Regions from separate parts of the Homo sapiens genome. Here all the other regions are linked to region 3. The links are chromatin contacts, found by Hi-C or POLR2A ChIA-PET in ENCODE. All regions are on one chromosome and are shown on one strand. The core of a region is the stretch at or near the end of the contact, and the rest is flanking DNA. Distances in the headings are between cores, read along the strand shown. Region 1 overlaps SPOCK1 (SPARC (osteonectin), cwcv and kazal like domains proteoglycan 1). Region 2 overlaps SPOCK1 (SPARC (osteonectin), cwcv and kazal like domains proteoglycan 1). Region 3 overlaps SPOCK1 (SPARC (osteonectin), cwcv and kazal like domains proteoglycan 1).

Region 1 (3,614 bases), core at 663-3,162, 36 kb before region 3:
ATCAGGGGTCGGGGGTGTGTTGTGAAACCATCACTCGGAAAGGCATAAAAGAGGTGATCTTTTGGCTGACTTTCAGGATAAGTAGGAAATCACAATGGAAAGAAGTGGCCAAAAGGCAAGGTTTTAAAATAGGCATAAGGCAGGAATTAGGAGGCTTGAGGACAAGGAGAGGAGCCCAGAGGCAGGAGGTGGGTTAGGAGGCAAGTTTCTGAAGGCCTAGGTTGGGAGAAGGGAGTGGAGAGCTCAGACTTGACACTGGGAACAGAGAACAAGACAGGGAGGCCCATGAGAAGCCACAAGGAATCAAGATAAACCAACAAAGACAACAAAACTCAGTTGACTGAAGAATTTCATTCATGTACTGGAGTCTCTTTTCAAACATAATGAATAAATAAACATGCTCCCAGTGACAAAGCAGCACTTTGCTTCTATCTAAATCACTCCCCAGAGCCCGTGGTTGTAGGAGCACTGAGAGAGCACCATCTCATCCAGCATTAACTCCTCTTCTTGCAGAGGCCCCTGTGCTGGGCAGCACTAAGCCAAGGGGAAAGAGACAGAGTTCAAGAATGTGCTGGAGTCTGAGAACAGGCCCCACTTTGCCTTGCCTCCACCCAGGGACACTGGACTAGAGCCTCCCCCACCACAGCCTCCGTTTCCCATCTGTAAAACATGGACTCTGCGATTGCTTCCAGCTCAAATGCTCTGATTCTAAAGATGGGATTTCCTCTTCAGGGATGGGATGTAACACGCCTCTGTGCTGCTTAGAGGTTGTCATCTACATCCAAATGTCGGTATCACACTGTGGTTTGAAATAAAAAACTGCTTGGCAAAGTCAGCCACTGTTACTGAAGTAAGTACTCACTGTACTTCTTATATTAGTAAGAACAGCTTGATAACATTTTTACTGATCATCTACTATGCAAAGTACTTAAAACGCCTGACTCAGTCATAGCAATCTTTTGTGGTAAGGACTACAACACTCTCCTTTTACTGATGAGGAAATTACAGCTCCGAGAAGCTAAGTAATGTATCCAAGGTATCGTGGTTAATAAGTGACAAGCGGGAATAGAAATCAGGCTGTGTGGCTCCAACCCTACTCCTATCCATTATACTGCACTATCTTACTTACCCAACCTTACCGCATCTATATTTCTACATAGGTATAGATGGTTAGAAGGAGAAGGAGAAGGAGATTTGGCAAGACCCAGCTCAGGATTGCCAACACTCACCCTTTCCTCCCCTAAGGCAGACATGGCTAATCAATTACAGAATTCTTCCCCACTGACTTGTGACCACAAATCCATTTCTGACTAATCAGAGTTCAAGATGAAGCTCGATCCTTTATCTTCATCTCTGGGATAATGGAATCCCATCAGAGGGGTGTAATTTGTTTAAGGAAGCACAGCTTGTTAGTGACAGGGTTGGAAGTAGAATCTTGGTCTCTTGACTTTCGGTCTAATGGGTTGATGGTAAGATCTCCCTATGCAAAGGACAGTGCCTTTTCTAACTGACCAGAGAGAAATAATAGAAGGTATACCAAAGATGACCACATCATCAGGTGCCAGAGGAGACTGCTCTAAATACAGCCCTAACACATGGTTCTTGGACATTGCAAGTTATCCAATTAATGACAACTGTAAAACAGCATTCCTGCTTTGTTCTGATTGAAATGAACAATTTGTAAAGCTGAGAAATTAACTTCCTTTCAAGGTAACAAATATTTGAAGTTGGAATCCCAGAAAACTTGTGAATTAAGCAAAAGAACAACAATGCCACTTATTTAATCCTTCTGGAAAGACTAGATTTTATTCACGCTTTGCTGGGAAAATTGACAAGTTGTATGACTCAGCTACATCAAACAAATGAGCCACTGGTCTCATTCCTGAGACACAGCAGAAGCAAGCTGCCAGAATTGAGTCCTATAGTAGCTAGTCAGATTCTTCCCCTACATTTAAGGTGTACAACAAGCACAGGTGGTCCCAAACCTGCCCAAGGAGGAGCTCCTTCTCATCAGACCACCATACCAGACAATACCACCAAAGGTAACTAGCTGCCAGGTACCTGGGCAGAGGCGGCATGGTGATATGAAAGAAAATCATCAACAAGGAAAAAAGCAGTGCCCAGGCTGGCTCCAAGCAGGCTGAAGTGGGACAGACAAAATGCAGGGTCCCCACCAAGGCACTCCTTTGTTGTAAGACCTGCAAGGGGGAACCTTAAGGAGGCATATGAGAAGAAACCTGTTTTATACAAAGCTCTCTTCCCTAGGATCTCACCTGGAATCTCTCCAAATAGATGACGGCTGCCAAATCTGCACACAGGAAATGCTAGCATCACCCTCTTAATTTGTCTAGTAGCCTTTTACACAAATACACTGTGTTCTTTGTGTGAACCTGAATTAATGATGCTAAGATGACAAAAATCACTCATTTAAAATTATTTGCAGAGTGGTAAGTAAGCAGGATTCTGGCAGTGGGTGTCAAAAGATCCTTTCATTAAATGTTAACTCTTCCTTGTGAGAGGTGGAGTTCAGTGGAGGCAGAGGGATTGGAAAAAGTAAGAGTATCCCAACACTTAGCAGGTCCTGCCCTGGGGAAAGCCAGACATCTCCGCTGCTAGAATGGGCCTAATGAGCCAGGAATTGGCATTGCTGCAAATATGTTTCTTTATAAAAGGGGATTCATTATTCCAGGACTCGCATTTCTGAATTCATGAAGGTAAAATTACAGCAATTAAGAATCATGCCTTTTTTTCTCCAAATGAATAGAAGCTCAAAATACCACCAAACAAAACTCCAGGTCAAATTTCATGAGAAAGTATACCTTATTGCCAGAAAACACACAGATGTGTGAAGAAACAATAACTGGCATAGTGCCTTTGCCCAATGTTCTAGAGCTCATCATGATCAAAGTATTCACTGAACATATGTCTGTCCAGGCTGTGTTGAGTGCTTAGGAAGCTGAGGTCTTGGCCCTGGCTGGGCCCCTAGTCTACTTCACTGAAGATAACCTAGGTGGCTATTTTTCCTGGAGAGACATGATGATTTTATAGGGCCTCCATGGTGTCTTTTAGAGCTGCTTTGCCTCCTTAGAGTGAGCAGGTCCTGAAGAAGTAATTAGAAAATGTGAACCTTTCTAGAGCCATGGCCTTCAGGATTCTCTTGATCTAGTCTCTAAGCCCTGGGCAACCCATCCAGTACTCCATCTGCCCCAGAAGTAGATTCTGAAAGAATAGCCCAGGGTATCTAGACACCATGCCCTCCATCTAGTGGGGGTCAGTTGCATCTCCTGACCCAGGAGGGTGGTGTTTCTAGATAGAGCAACAAGAACCCATGTTTCAGAGGGAGGAAGATGGGGAGCACAGAGACAGAGCAGTGCAGAACAAAATCAAATGACCTCAAAATCATGTCCTCCACATCCCATATTGACAACTCCTCATTTCCAAAAGCACCATTTTGGTTAAATCTGTGGAAAAAGAAAACAACCTTCTCTCATTTTGGGGGGCATGTACATAACTAATCCTTTCACTTGAGTCGCCCTGCCTGGCAGTGCCCCCCAGGATGCATTTTGAGTCACTCTCTATAGCACCTGGCTGTGAAGCCATGAATGGATCATCAT
Region 2 (4,048 bases), core at 665-3,164, 62 kb after region 3:
TCACCTGTCTATTGTTTATCCACAGCTACAGTCCTTAGCTATCGGTTTACTGCCTGGCTCTATTTAAAAGGACATATGGGATCCTGCCATATTTAAAGGTTTTAGAGTGCATGGACCACGTTTTCCATGTTCTCTTTACTCCTCCACTGCCTCTCATCCTGAGCTCAGCACCAGCACCAAGCAGGTGCTCCATAAATTAGGCTCTCAGGACAACCCCAGCCAGTTCCATGTCTTTAATTGGCTTTACTGAGATAGTAGTGTTTAAAACTGTCTGTCCACCTACATGCACCAGCTCAGTCTCAATACCCAGCAGAAATGAGTTGTCTTCAGGAACATTTGAAAGAGTGGCTGTATGCACCAAAGTCAGCTTCAGTATGCACCAAATCCTGTAGCTTCTCTAAAATAGGAACCCTCACCTGTCTGCTTACCCCTGCCAATCCCGACAGGTCCCTACTCTTCTCTGATAGGGAAAAAAAATGGCAAAAGCTAGAACTAGAACTATGTCAAGGAATAGTTTCACTGTCTTAGCTAAAAATCCATCTCCTTCCACTAGGAAGCCTTCCAAGGTTCACCATGGACAGAATTCAACACTAATCCTCAGTGACTCTCTGTATTTCATATTCCATGGGGCTGTACTCCATGGAACTGTAATTCTCTCTCCATCTCATCTGTCATTCTCATGAGGCTATGAGTTCCAAGGATCTGTCTTCAACTCTGAACCACGTATGGCGATGGATAGAGAATACAGGTTCAGCAAACTTTTGATGAATAACTTAGCAGCCTTGTGAAGCAGATATGGCATCCCACAACCCCCCCACCATCTCCACTTTGATACATGAGAAGCAGTAGCTAGGAGCAACTGAGCACTTTACCTTCAATGCCTCTGTTTTACACAGGAGAGAAAGGAGACCTCCATGCCAGGACATGCCACCAGAGCACATCGAGTGGCCTCCTGCTGCACTGATGGCTCAAGGCTCTCACAAACACCCCTTTGAGGTCATTTCATGATCATTATTTGCCATCTTCTCCTCTGGACAGTTAGCTTCCTGAGACTAGGCACAGTGTCTGTCTCCTCCCACTGTGTCCAGCACTAGCAAGGCAGGCAGGCTGTAGGTTCCCATGAAGATCTGCTGAAATGATACAGACAACTTATCCGTCCCTCTCTGCTTCTCAGACTTCATGGTGCCTATGAATCCCCAGGAGATCTTATTAAAATGCAGATTTTGACTCAGTAGGTCCTAGGGGAGTTGGGGGCAGGGTGCTGGAGAGTCAGCCTTTCTGATAGCTCCCAGGTTATGCCAAGGCCACTGGAAAGCAGACTGCCTTCTGAGAGGTGAGCCGCTAGTTGTTGAAGGCTTGGCTGGTCGTTCACTTGTGCTATGACAAAATACCTGAGACTTGGGTCATTTATAAAGGACAGAAACTCATTTCTCACAGTTCTGGAAGCCGGGAAATCCAAGATTGAAGTGATAGCATCTGGCATCCAAGGAGGGATGTACCGTCCAAAGGGGAGGAACACTGTGTGCTCACATGGTGGAAGGACGAGAGCCAAATGCTACTGTGTGAAGCCTCTTTTATAAGAGTCATAATCCCACTCATGAAGGACATGCCCTCAAATCATCTCTCAAAGGACCCACCTCTGAATGCTATCAAATGAGCAACACCTGAATTTGGGAAGTGATGCATTCAAATCACAGCGGCTAGCTAGAAAAAATCCTTTTATGTTCTAAAAAGAAGTTTGTCTTTCCTGAGCACTTGGGGTTGTCCTTTCTTTCAGCTATGATGTGAGCCCTCCCTCCTGGTCCTTGATATCATGTGATTCAAGGAATTCGAGCAAAGTTTCAGCCCTGAAGAGCTAAAGGCTGAGAGCTGGAGAACCTGCCAGTTGAATCCCCTCTCTGCTAGCTTCCAGGCCCACAACCAGGACTTGTGACTCACAGTTTATTATTGACAACCTGGCCTTGGCAGCAGGAGTATTTTTGGATGCCTTTACTCTTAAATCCCTGGAATTCAGAACTGTACAAGTTAAACCTTATTCTAACTACTTTTTTCCTTGCAGTTTTCATCTCTAGCTCCTCTGCCCTCTGAATATTTCATTCATGCCCAAGACAGAGTCTTAAATTGCAGGAAACCAGAATTCTGCAGATCAATTAGCCTAACTCACAACATGTAATTTTTCTTATTTAACAGTTAGAATAACACCATTTCTGTGTTCAGCGTGGGCCCGCTCTGTGCCCACTGGAAAACAAATCTACCTGCCTTTGGAGGAGATCCATTTAAGAACCAAAGCCCCCATGGTGCCTCATCATCTAAGAAGGGTGACACTGTGAATCCTTCTGAGGATTACTCTTTTTTCCAAGCTGATAAGAGCTCTGAATGGCCACTCAGCTAGGAAGATCAAGCAGCCCACCTTCTTCCAAGGGCCTCTGGGCACAACATGGATGGTCCTTGATTTTACTGCTTGGCTGAGGCAGAGGGGCATGTCTTTTGGCAGAGGTGAGTGCGGGTATCCTGGGGGAGAGTCTCTGGTCACCAACTACAGCCCTTGTCTCCCTCCCAGTTTTCACTACAGCTAGATAAGCACAGAGGGCTTTGTAAGAAATGTTCAGTCAAGAAGCAGAAAGAGCCTCTGCTTTTAGGTCCTACAGTGAAATTGCTGGAAGCCTTTTCTTCCTTGTTCCTTCCATCTCCTGGCCATGGAGTAAGGGTAGTGAGATCTGGTGGTCTCCAACCTTCAGGGACTTCAGGGGATTCGTCCCTGACCTATATTACTGCCGTTTTGGTGCAATGCAGGACACTGGAGAGGACATGGGCTTCAGCAGATCAGGAATAGGTGAGTTTCAGGAATGGATGGAGGGAAGCTCCAGTCAGATGGGAATGTTTAAAAACAAAACTGAAATTCTAACGGTGTACACAGCATAGTTAAAACATCCTTGTCAAAAAAGCCTCTTGGACACACGTTTCAGGAAATGAAGGCTCAGCTCCACAGGTATTGTTCTTCACCATGTCTGACACGTCAACCCTACAAGTCAACAGGTTGAAGAAAAGTCTGGCATTCACAGAAATAAAACATTACTGCAAGGCCACCTCCTTCCTCCAGAATGTGAAGCATTCATGACAAAAGAGAGAATTCACTAACCATAATCTACAAATAAAACTAGTCACGATGGGCATATTTTCTCTTATTTTACTCCATCAGATGAAACTAGTTTCCAAGATCCGCATAGCTATCAATTTCCCCCCTCAATTCATATTTTTATTCTTCTCAGTAGACACTTTATTTTTGTAAGCTGTACCCAGTTTTGTTTTGATAGCTCACCAGAACCTGGAGTAACAAATACTTTTAATTTGATTATTTAAAAAGTCTCATTAATTTTTCAAGCCACACAACATACACAAGCACAAATGAATTCACCAGACACCTGCAACCAGTGAAGGTTAATAGTCATTTAATGTAACTGCATACGTTACAAGCAATCTTCCTGTCCCACTGCATTTTCAAAGACCACATAAATATGTAATCCATTCCTCTTTTTTCCTATCGTAACATTCCACTGGGGCGATTCTGATGAGCTGTCCCCCCGCTGCCTCCACAGTAAAGTGCTGCGCAGTGGCTGATGGATAGATACTGGGTTTGAGTAAAGAGGATTTCTGCAGCCATCCATAAACCCAGCTCATTTAAATTGGTAGCTGTCGACTACCTGAGAAGAAAGAAAAGGCTGTCCTTAAATAATAAAAAAAGCATGGCTCTATTGTCTAGAATGTCAAGCAGAATTCCTATTTCCAGGTAGCAGCACTGAGGGACCACCTGATTATAATGAGGGGTTTGTCTGTCTTCTCAGCCCAGTCTCCTGGGAATCCCTCTCAGTACCTTGAGAAGAGGTAAGAGTGCTCGAGATTCCTCTCCCTGTAACTAGGGTTCTGGTGGATGGTGAGCCAGATAATTGTTTAGATGGCCAAGTGGGTTTGAAGTGGAAATAGAAACAAATCCAGGATGTTACTAGGAGACTACCCTTTGATTAATGGGAATTCAAAGATGAAACAAGTA
Region 3 (4,220 bases), core at 1,288-3,787:
GAATCAAACTCATAGAGGAGAGCATGGTTCTAAGAAAAATGGTACACATATAGAGCAATACAGAGCAACGGAGAAAAACGTGGATGGCAGTCATGATCACACAGCAGCCACTGAGAATATTGTATGCAAAAGTTCCTAGAATATTGTATGCAAAAGTTCCTACAGCATGAGTTACTTAATGTCAGGCATTATCTTTCCTGACTGATCCCTGCCCTGTCATACTTCAGCCTGAACATCCCTGCAGACAGAAACAGTTCTTCCTCTTTCTCTTCCAGGGCAGGCCAGCTCATTGTTGACCAGATATAAACACTAGGCACATAGTTTCCAAACACATAATAATGCCTCTTCATCTGAGAGTGGTAGGGCCTTTTCTTTGGTGTCTGAGATAGCATGATGTTCTAAAAATGTAAGAAGTTGTTACTTGATACACTAACAAAACTACAATTAATCTGGCATGCACTTCAATTTTCAAACAACATGAGCTAAGTCAGAAGACAGGAATCCCTAAGAGCATGCCCTTTGGGGCTGTGGCATGGATCTGTGGATACGGCTCCACACTTCGAAGCTGGACAACAGCACACTGGTAGGGACACGCATAGGAACTTGTAGGGATCTAACCTACCCCTCCAGGTCCTCGGTGGTTACTCTGTAAAGACAATGACTTCCTATGCCATTCTTTATTCACCCGCTACTTGCCTCCCCAAGCACCTGAATGTCAGGCAAAAGCACTTCCTTTTCTAGAGGACAAAAATCCCTCTACATGAGCCTCACAGTGAGAAGTCACACTGCATTTGGAAACGTATGTCCGCATCTACAGCTCTGGATAGACAAAAGAGGGCACCAACATCATTTATTCCCCTGCTTTTCTTACCAAAGACAATAGAATTCACTCAGAGCAATAGGTTAGTTCTAAATTCATGAAACTGAAGCTCTACAATGAGTGGGTAGGTTGCTTTTCTTTACTAGGAACACCCAGTAATTCTGCCATTTTTCTTTCTTACTCCCTTGTATTTGCAATGAATGAGGCTTTGATTGTAAAAGATTGACCTAATTTACTTATTAGATATTCTTGCAAAGCTGCATAGACATAACTTTGGTAAACTGAATCTACCTCAGACATACCAATTAGGCAGGCTGTTTGAGGAAATTCTATGGGGAGTCATTGTATAAAACAAATTATCACCTCTCAACAGTCCTGCCTTATCACAGAACTGCCTAAACTCAAGGTCAGAAACAATCTCAATAGTATCTCTGTCCTCATCCAGTGTTCAATTTCCCCGACATCAAACCAGCCATGTGGCTGTCTACTCTTACATGTACACATCCCAGGAGCGGTGTCTCAGTCTCCTCCATGGCAGCCTACCCCATCCTCACACAGCTTGGGATATGAAAATGCCATACTTGGATTGAGCCAAAAGCCATCCCTTTGCAACTCCCACCCTCTAATTCTAGGGCTACCCTATGGAACCAAATAGAATCCTCAACTCCCTGTGAGCAACCTACAAATATCCAGGTATGGCTATTATGTCTGAAGGAGTTCAAATGTCCACACACTGCACCAGCTTATGTTGAGGCTGCCCCCAGTTCTAGGTGTCCCACCATGCTACCCCTGCTTTTAAAACTATTCATAAAGCATTCGAAACCATTTCTGGGTGAAGGAATCTGTGCCTTGCTATGAGAACAGAATGATGAATGCTCACTCTTAATCTGACAGTATAATTTTATCATTACAAACTGGGAATTTCTCCTCCTGCCTAATCACTGGTAGAAAGAACAACTCAGGATTGACCTCGCTAAAAGCAAAAATCATAATTATTAGCAGATGCCTGACAACATTTACATGGCTTATATCCAAAAATTATATTTTTCCCAAGGGTATATTTTTCTCCTACAAATAATTTTATCTTAGCAGGGTCACCGCAAAGAGATGTGGCTTAAAATTAGGCATTCTGTGGATTTCTATTGGTATTTTTTATGGCTGTTTCATAATACCTGCTTGAAAACATTACAAAATGAAACTCCTGTATGTACGCACTGTGGTAACGTGCCCAAATTCTTCCACCATGAGAAACCCTTTCCACTGTCAAAAAAAAATTTATAAACTCCACCTCCCCTTGACCTCTCCAAAGATAGCTATCATACTAATCATTCTGTTAGTTGCTGAGAATTTTATAATGACAAGATCTAATATGGATTTGCTAATGTCTTTAAATAAGATGTGGATTTTATTGAGCACATCAGCATCCATACGCGTTTGAGAAACATATGTAAATATGTACGTATGTGTGCAAGGAAAGCATTTCCCACCCGTGTAAAGCCCACACTACACTGTGAAGCTCCACATAACACTGCCCTTGGCTCTGGTGGCCTATAGGGAAGAATACTGACATTCTTAATCCATCATTTGCCTGTGGGGTCGAACTAATCTACAGTGTTAGCATGGAGGAAGGTAACTATGCAGTCAGGCATCAAAGCTCTAGTTTGGATTCTGAATGTCTAACCAACAAGACTGGCTCTGCCTGCCACTTGGCTGAAGAGAGAAGAACCATATGCTTCCATTAATTGAAAGCACAGATCATCTGAACTCCTTGTTCCTGCCAGGAAAAGCCCAGAACTCTCTGTTCCCAATGCTAATCAGTTACCAGCAACAAAACAATCAGAGTATTCCCTGATGGAGATGCAGGCCAACCATTCTTCCTGATATTGTCAATTTCGTCCATGTATCAAGCCAGGCCTTTAGAAGACAGTGCATTCTGAATTATTGAGTTAACTTATAGAACTGTACTTTGGCACTAAGCATCATTGTATACTGAAAGATCTTGGATGAAGTAATCATAAAAGCTTACTGGGGTATTCACTGCTAGATACTGGCGGGAACACGGGCCACCCTGACAAACCCCCTTCTGAGAACCCACAGGAGGAAAGCATCTCTGGCCTCACTACTATGAATACCTGTATTTCTCCTGAATACCAGCCTCGTTTACACATCATGGGAACATAGTGCTCTGTGTGTCCTTCTCTGCTTTGTTAGGAAGCTCTGAGCCCAGTTACAGAAGTATACAGAAACTCACTGCGCATGTGATGGAGTAACAACATACATAGCATGGCTTTGCTATGCCTTTAATTTACTTATACTCAAATGTTTTTTCTTATACTCAAATGTTTTCATCTATTCGTGTTATCACTTGACACTTACATATGCCTACAAGTTGTTTTTTGGTGAATGAGGCAAAGACAAAAACAAAAAAAGACATATCGGGTTATCATGTATTTGGTTACAGATTCAAGGACCACTGAGTGACAGTTCAAGTAAGTTCCTGCAGGGAAAGTGAGCATTCATGGACGTGAAGTGAAGGCAGGAGGAGAACTCAAGTGCATTGATTACCATATATTGAAGTTAGGAAGGGAAAGGGGGAGCTAGAGCAGAGTTCAGGGCAAGGGCCTGAGAGTGACACAACCCTGGGCAAATTTAGGACCTGAATGTCACAGTGGCTCCAGTGGGCTCAGAGGATAATTTTTCACCTAATTAGGGATTGTCTTGCCTTGGCAATGACTGCAACTAACATTTTCCACCTTCTCTAGCCCTTTCTACCATGAATTTTGGAGCCAAAGAAGAAGATGAGCAGTGCAGGGCCATCTACTGTACACAGCACCCATCCTCTGCTAAGCGGTTCCTCCTGGCCAGGCTGCCAGTGCCCATGGAATTACCCACACCCTCCTGGCAGCAAGGAAACTCAGCACCTCACATCATCACTCTTGAGATCACATGGGTTCCACTTTTGTTCTTTGGGAAGTGGCATATGTTTCTAAATCCTGGTGGCACCATATTCTGTATGGATTTTTGAGTATGAGACTTGTGCATGTGTGCATGTATGAGGGCATGGGCTGTGTTTCCCTCTTTTAAAGGCTAAACCACTCCATCTCCAGGTGATGGAGGCCACACAGAAATAGCAATTCAGGCTCTTAGGCTTATTACAAGTGGCTTTAGGCCTTGTACTGGTCCACTGTGTGCTGCTGTAATAGAGTATCATAGACTGGGTAATTTATAACAAACAGAAATGTATTTGGCTTATGGTTCTGGAGTCTGAGAAGTCCAAGATCAAGGGGCTGCATCTGGTGAGGGCCTTCTTGTTGTCTCAGGACATGGGGGCAGGCATCACATGGTGACAGAGGGCAAGAGGTCAGACTCACAGCCTCAAGTCCTTTTACAATAGGTAGGC

The links. A loop is a pair of places that touch in the nucleus more often than their neighbours do. ChIA-PET counts read pairs that join two places held with the same protein, here RNA polymerase II (POLR2A). Pooled maps may share reads with other maps.
Region 1: a loop to region 3 is called in a map of dorsolateral prefrontal cortex, with 2.1 times the contacts of the local background. The contact joins two enhancer-like sites. A Hi-C loop is called at or near these places in 2 of 168 maps with a recorded cell type or tissue (dorsolateral prefrontal cortex and mesothelial cell of epicardium), 2 of 37 single-sample maps with no recorded cell type and 3 of 50 pooled maps. POLR2A ChIA-PET finds 5 or more read pairs at or near these places in 2 of 52 experiments (activated CD4-positive, alpha-beta T cell and activated T-cell).
Region 2: a map of prostate gland shows a loop between it and region 3 (3-fold over the local background). The contact joins two enhancer-like sites. A Hi-C loop is called at or near these places in 2 of 168 maps with a recorded cell type or tissue (prostate gland and right cardiac atrium) and 1 of 50 pooled maps. POLR2A ChIA-PET finds 5 or more read pairs at or near these places in 2 of 52 experiments (AG04450 and PC-9).

The regions. Positions count from the first base shown.
Region 1 is chr5:137,216,804-137,220,417 of GRCh38, forward strand. The region is part of intron 3 of SPOCK1 (SPARC (osteonectin), cwcv and kazal like domains proteoglycan 1); the gene reads right to left. Among named protein-coding and RNA genes, the nearest start is that of SPOCK1, 280 kb to the right of the region's middle. Within about 2 kb of position 1,913, at least 5 of the 41 ENCODE cell types and tissues checked have a DNase peak (open chromatin) inside an H3K27ac peak, as active enhancers do; they include dorsolateral prefrontal cortex, where a contact is called at or near this core.
Region 2 is chr5:137,314,642-137,318,689 of GRCh38, forward strand. The region is part of intron 2 of SPOCK1 (SPARC (osteonectin), cwcv and kazal like domains proteoglycan 1); the gene reads right to left. Among named protein-coding and RNA genes, the nearest start is that of SPOCK1, 180 kb to the right of the region's middle. Within about 2 kb of position 1,915, at least 2 of the 41 ENCODE cell types and tissues checked have a DNase peak (open chromatin) inside an H3K27ac peak, as active enhancers do; they include prostate gland, where a contact is called at or near this core.
Region 3 is chr5:137,252,319-137,256,538 of GRCh38, forward strand. All of the region lies in intron 3 of SPOCK1 (SPARC (osteonectin), cwcv and kazal like domains proteoglycan 1), which reads right to left. Among named protein-coding and RNA genes, the nearest start is that of SPOCK1, 240 kb to the right of the region's middle. Within about 2 kb of position 2,538, at least 5 of the 41 ENCODE cell types and tissues checked have a DNase peak (open chromatin) inside an H3K27ac peak, as active enhancers do; they include dorsolateral prefrontal cortex and prostate gland, where a contact is called at or near this core.